2 separate regions of the Homo sapiens genome follow, and region 2 is linked to region 1. The links are chromatin contacts, found by Hi-C or POLR2A ChIA-PET in ENCODE. All regions are on one chromosome and are shown on one strand. The core of a region is the stretch at or near the end of the contact, and the rest is flanking DNA. Distances in the headings are between cores, read along the strand shown.

Region 1 (3,194 bases), core at 285-2,784:
TGGACAGGGCTTCAGATCAAGGAAACTTAAGATTCTCAATCAGCCATTGACATATGCCAAGACCAATCAATCTTTTTCATCTCATCTCCCATTATCCACCCTTCCCACAGCCATAACCACCCACTGGTCACTGTGCATGTCTCCCTCCTTTGTCTTCTGGTGTCCCTGCCATGGTTCCTTCAGGCAAAGATGCTTCTTCAACCTATCCCTAAATAATTCTGCTTGAACCTTCAGGGTCAAGCTGAAAGTGGTACCTTTTTCACAGTCTTCCTGGGCCCACCAACTGGAAGCAATCACTGCCTCTACTAAAGTCCACATCAATTAAATAGTCAATTAGATAGATCCAGAGTGAAAATGGAAACCACCTTCTTTTTGCATCAGTGGGATGGATGACTGGAAACATGGATGACCAGACAGGTGAAAAGAAGAATGGAAGGAAACATGAGTGGAAGGACAAACATAGTGTCTCCTCGTTAAAAAAAATACTGTTTCAGCTTTCCTAACCTCACCTGTAATAGAGCTAGGAACAATAGCCCCATCTCATTATGTGAGAATTAAAATACTTAGCCCCAGGTATGAAGCACTGTCCCATTATTGTTGTTATTTTGGAAAATAACTCCGTAAGATGTTCAACCCTATGAGGAAATTATTCTTTTTAAGATTCAGGCTTAAAATCAAATATTCCTGGGGCTTGTAATTTCCCATGCAGACCTACGCCCTCATGTTACTGTTGAAGAAACTGAGTCCAGAAGAGGGGAGGGAGGGACTTGCTCACACTCCCAGAGTTGGTGGCACCTGGGTGGCAAAGTATAATTTTCAAAAAGTTAAAATTGTGACTCATACAAATCTAGAATGTGGACATGTCAAAAATGCATTTAGCTCATTAATGAGGAAACCAACAAGATGGCAGCATGAGTTTACATAGGCACTGGAGGAAGAGTGTTGGAATGAGATTGCTAAATTAGAAACAAAACTGGTTAATGTCCTACACGGGAGTCAATTAATAAACTTTGAGATTATCTTTTCTCCTGAACAGAAAACATTTGTATTTCTACTAGGCAAAATCCTACACATTAATGTGTAACTTCACATAATCTGGCTATTTAGTTGGTAGCAAATATCAAGTCAACAAAGGTACTTACTTTCCTCTAGGTAATTAAATATTTCTTGGGCAGGCTGTTAAACATTGCTCCACAGATGACCTTGAAAGGACATGACACATTTCCATTCCATTGCTTGACCCCTGCTAATAGAACCAAGTCTTCTCACCCAAGCTGCTCCTCTCTTCCTCTTCCATCTCTCTGCTGCATGCAGGGAGCCTGGTGCCTTGCTTCCATTTTCTCATTGGAAAAATGAGGGCCATAATACTTGCCTTCTCCACCAGACTAATTATGTCCAGTTATGACTTGGGGAACCAGGCAAGCGCATGGAAGAAGATCACACAATCCTGGATCCGGAAGACCTTGGCATCCAAGGGAAAAACAGGTGTGGGCAAACAATTGCACCAACATTTGGCAATGGCTGTGGCAGGCAAGAGCAAAGGACTGCGGCGCCTAGAGAGAGGAGTGACTTGGCTGAGTAAAGGAAGAGAAAAAGATTGAGAGAGGAACACTGAACTGGGATTTCCAAGACCCGTAGATCTGTTGGTGAAAAGGGAGAAGGGCATGGTCAGCCTGGTGAACTGCAGATGTTAAGATATAGGGACTAAAAAGTAAGGCACTTTCCATTTAATGTGCATATGCTGAGCTTTTGTTATGTGGCAGGTTCTGTGTTTAGCCCTGGGGAGTGGCAGCGATGGGAACAATCGTGGGCAAAACAGGAAACAAATTCTAGTCCTTTTGGAGTGATTCCAGGAGGATGGGGGTTTGGGTGGATTTGAGAGGGGAACAAGGGAAGTGGAGTGGAGGCAAAAGAGGCTGGAGAGACTGGTCTTGCACTGAGTGATGATATGGTTGATAGCTCCTGACCAAACAATTAATCTTTGTTCAGAACTTTCCCTTTGGAAAGTCTGTGGCTGCCTTCTGGGGAAGGCAAACAAATGTGAACTCAAGAAGTTTACAATTTAGCTAGGGAAACAGGATGTGCAAACAGGAAGAACCAACTATGTGAAGGTAGGTAAGATAACTGTTGACTCCATGCTTTAAGGAAAGGAGAGCTCTTTGTGGCTTGGGTGGTCAGCAAGAATTTTTTAAGCAGAGATACTCTTGATTGGGTTGGATAAATAAAAGAGCAAGGAGGACATTGTAGGAGGGGAATTGCTCCCAGCAGAGCCTAGAAGCAGAGAGATTTTCCAGGGTTCCCAGGAGAAGAGATTGAATAAGTGCAGTGGGCCATGTGGTGACACATCTTGAGTGTCCAGCTGGAGAACTGGAAGTGCATATCATAACAGGGGTGGAAAACTCAGAGGTTGATAGGGAATGGTGAGGTTGCAATGAGGGGACCGGTGGGGACTTTGACCAGTGGAGCAAGAGTCTTTCCAGATGAAGGGAGCAGCTGCCTCACAGCTCTGGCCAGCTGTGGACATTTGGCCAGTTTGTAATTTGTCAAAAGAAGTCAGAAATCTGCATTGTTGTGAAATCTCCAGATTTTTTACATGTTGTCAATTTAATTAAAATATTAAAATCAGCCCAGGGGTCAAGACTGCTGACCCATGCATGGGGCCTGGGGGGAAACTTGTGGGGCTCCAGCTTGTGGCTTCTCTGTTGGCGGTGCAGCTGTTGAAGATTCCTACACACAGGTGCCACAGGGGAAGATGGCACAGGAAAGGAGTGTGGACCTGGAGAATCAAGTAAGGAGCAGGCAGCAACTGAGGCAGGGCCATATGCAACTGTGGCCAGGGGTCACATATCATACTGAGCAGAGTTCACCTTGCCCGAGAACCACAAACCCAGGACAAATAGAAGGGAAACAAAATAAAGGAAAGGGAGCCAGCGTGTCTCGTTCAGTGTTGGGTAAGTAGTATGAATTTGGTTTGTTTTCCTGGCTGTCTTTAAAGAACGCTGGGCGGTGCTAGCCTGTATTTCTGATGAGAGGAAGGGGATTTAACCTGTGGTTCAAGTGCACTTATTTGGATAGCTCAGAGTCTTCATATGGTGTTGTTGTGCAAAGAGCACTGGACTAGAAGTTGGGAGACCTGGATTACAGGAATGACTGGTGTTAGCTGAGTGCCCCACTGTGTATCAGGTATTTTGTGC
Region 2 (3,194 bases), core at 400-2,899, 130 kb after region 1:
TATTATTGTTGTTATTATTACTATTATTTTTAGAGACACGGTCTCACTCTGTCACCCAGGCTGAAGTGTACTGACATGATCATAGCTCACTGTAACCTTGACCTCTTTGGCTCAAGTGATCCTTCAGTCTCAGTCTCCTGAGTAGTTGGGATTACAGGAATGCACCACCATGGCTGGCAAATTTTTTTTTTTTCTTTGAGACAGGGTCTCACTCTGTTTCCCAGACTGGAGTGCAGTGGTGCAATCATGGCTCACAACAACCTCTGCCTCCAGGGCTCAAGTAATCTTCCTGCCTTAGCTTTCCGAGTAGCTGGGACTACAGCTGGGCACCATCATGCCCAGCTAATTAAAAAAAATTATTGTAGAGATGGGGGGGTCTCACTGTGTTGCCCAGACTGGTTTTAAGCTCCTGTGCTCTAGCAGTCCTCCCACCTCAGCTTCCCAAAGTGTTGGCATTGCAGGCGTGAGCCACTGTGCCCAGCCTGGATTCGTTGTTATTATTCGTCATTTATTATTATATTTATTTTCTTCTGATTTTAAAGAAGTTAAAATTTAGACTTTTTTGTGTCCCATAAGTACAGTGGCCTCAGGCACTGTGCCTGCACTGCCTGCTGGAGAAATTGACTTTATTTCTCCCTTTCCAACAGCCCCATCCTTCTGGAAATTTTCACAGATAAGAAAACATGCTCAGAGACAGATGCCTTATACTAAACCCCTTCAATGTGGTCTAATTGTTTCAAATGAGAAAATTAAAATAAGCATTTTATTTTAAGCCCTGTCTGATAACTTGGCTTTGGGAAATAGGAACTTCAGCAACCCAGCATTCAAAACAATGGATACAACAAAAATTTTAAGACAACTTAATAGTCTTGCTTTTCTCCCGAGTTTTGGAAAAACATGTGCCTTTTCCATTCTTTTATCTGACAATGAGTCTTACTGGTTTAAGAGATCTGTTCGCTGAGAGTGCAACAGTACAAAATAACATTTTTTTCATCTGATGTTTGCAAATTCATCTGGACAGGGAAGGGCAGACATTGGAAATGAGTGAGGCGGATCTGGTGAGGACTGCAATGAGAGCTGAAGCCTCACCTGAAGTGGCTTCCCAGGTCCAGCTGATTGTTCCTATGCAGAAATGCAGGCTCTAGTGGCCAGATCTTCCTGTGTTTCAAAGAGGAGACAGAATACTGCATTTTATGTTGAATCTCCAATTTTAAAATATTGGCCTCAAATCCAAAACTCTTAAAGTACTTGCAGGCCAAGCAAAACACCTCTGCAGGCCAGATTTGGGCCTCCTGTTTTCAGCCTCTATTCTAAACTGTCTCTCTTTCTGGTCTTGAATTGGCTGTGCTCCCTGAGTGCCAGGAAACGTTCTTAACCCTTGCTCCTCCATCTGCCAAAAAGGACCCCTTCTCTCTCTAAGATGGGAAGCCTTTGGTCTCAGGGTGCCCCGGGTCGTTTGCCATCTAACACATTTTCAAACACTGCTTAAATTTCCATTTTTCTCGAGGCAAATACTGTATGCCACACCAATAAATCATCTACAGCTTACTGTAAGCCCCAGAGCTACATATCACTAACTCTACATCATCTCTGAAAATAACGTTGTTAGAAGCTCATAAACATACACTCTGTTTGTTTAAGAACTGCAAGAGCTTTTAAAACATGGTTGCTAAGTCACAGGGCATATTTTCCAGGACATAAATGGAAGTGAACATATGCCCCTTAAATTGTCAGATTCTTTTTTTATAAGAAGAGAGGCCCAAATCTGTCTGTTCTGCCAGGATATTAACTTGACCAAAGAAGAGTTGATTATACTAAGTGTGTAAGTGTTAGTAATTATTGGAAACTATCCTCTGACTTACTTAGCTAAATGGGCACATTGTATGAAACTTGATTTAGTTTCTAGCATATGTAGGTATAAGGTACAGGTTGACATGGATAAATCCTGGCTTTAGTTTTCATGAACCCTAAAGTTCACAATTTGCTGAACTTTGTATTTAATATTTACTGATGAAATTCTTACGGTGTCGTCCCTTCCAAAACAAAATCGGAGGCATACTTAGACTTTTCCCCTGAGACATGGTCCCAAGTCTAGGCTACAACTTCATCACTGACCCTTTTTCATGGAAATTTGGCAGTTAGTGATAGGTAGCGTCTGAGCTTATAGCTCAGATATTTTCAAAGTAGGAAGTAGATGGCCCTATTAATATCAACTGCCATTTCAGTAGAGCTGCCTCATCAGTCTCTTTTCCCCGTGGAAGACACTCACACCACCTTTTACCTATCAGGACACTCTCAGGAAGAAATAGTAGGTAGGGCTCCAGGACCTCTGATGGTGGAATCTACTAGAATGCAGTTGTCCTTAACAAGGATACCTATCTCATGTTGCTCATCACACCCATGCAGAGACCTGCCACCTTGTAATTTGAGAGCTGGAATTTCCATACACCCGCTACCCTCACTCCATGCCAGAAAATGCAGAAAATGAACCCATGGCCCAGTTTGAGATACAATTGATCTTGAGGCCCCAGAGAGAACTGCAGGGACAGTGTGCAGAGAAGGTGAAAATAACGTGGATGCTATTAGATGACTGTACCTAGCATGTGCTTTTCCTCTAGCAGTGGGAGGAAGTGGCACAGGAGTGCATTAAGGAGTTTGCCCTCTTCATAATAGCATGAGTAGAAATAATAAGGCAAGGCCTTTAAAGAACAGCATTAATAATTGAAAGGTGCTCCAGGCAGCCATGTGGTCTTCCAGTGCCTTTGAGTACAATCTGTTATCAGGTACGAGGTGAGGCTGAGGAGTAGACAAGGAGGGTGCATTTGGCGGCTGTGTCTGTGTGCATGCATGTGCTTATGCTTGGAGGAAGTATGAATAAGATTTGGCAGCTACAGCAAGTAAAATTATAGAAGGCAATGTATGTATATTACCATGTAGACTGGTGGTGGTTCTTTTGTGGGTCAAACACCCATTTGGGAATTGGATGAAAGCTGCAAAAATTTTGCCTGCCAGGTACCCTATAGTTGGTCAATGAAACCCAAACTAAGGATTTCTATTCTCTTAAGATGGATTCATCTGCTCATTCACTCCTGTTTCTTCTGCCATGAAGATCAGGTGACTGCCAGAGGGCCATCTTCAAACCCGAAGGTTAAGCAGAGGTTGACTGGGAACTTTTCCCTGCATGACATACAAAA

The links. Hi-C counts contacts between places; a loop is a spot of excess contacts on that map. ChIA-PET counts read pairs that join two places held with the same protein, here RNA polymerase II (POLR2A). Pooled maps may share reads with other maps.
Region 2: a map of transverse colon shows a loop between it and region 1 (25-fold over the local background). The contact joins two enhancer-like sites. A Hi-C loop is called at or near these places in 4 of 168 maps with a recorded cell type or tissue (Caco-2, GM12878, sigmoid colon and 1 more) and 2 of 50 pooled maps. POLR2A ChIA-PET finds 5 or more read pairs at or near these places in 1 of 52 experiments (AG04449).

Annotation. Positions count from the first base shown.
Region 1 is chr10:77,370,896-77,374,089 of GRCh38, reverse strand. The region is part of intron 2 of KCNMA1 (potassium calcium-activated channel subfamily M alpha 1); the gene reads left to right. KCNMA1-AS3 (KCNMA1 antisense RNA 3) reads right to left here. Exons shown (of 6, transcript NR_126365.1): 4 at 1,143-1,243; 5 at 255-393. Among named protein-coding and RNA genes, the nearest start is that of KCNMA1-AS3, 22 kb to the right of the region's middle. Within about 2 kb of position 1,534, at least 3 of the 41 ENCODE cell types and tissues checked have a DNase peak (open chromatin) inside an H3K27ac peak, as active enhancers do.
Region 2 is chr10:77,238,651-77,241,844 of GRCh38, reverse strand. All of the region lies in intron 3 of KCNMA1 (potassium calcium-activated channel subfamily M alpha 1), which reads left to right. Among named protein-coding and RNA genes, the nearest start is that of KCNMA1-AS2, 99 kb to the right of the region's middle. Within about 2 kb of position 1,649, at least 3 of the 41 ENCODE cell types and tissues checked have a DNase peak (open chromatin) inside an H3K27ac peak, as active enhancers do.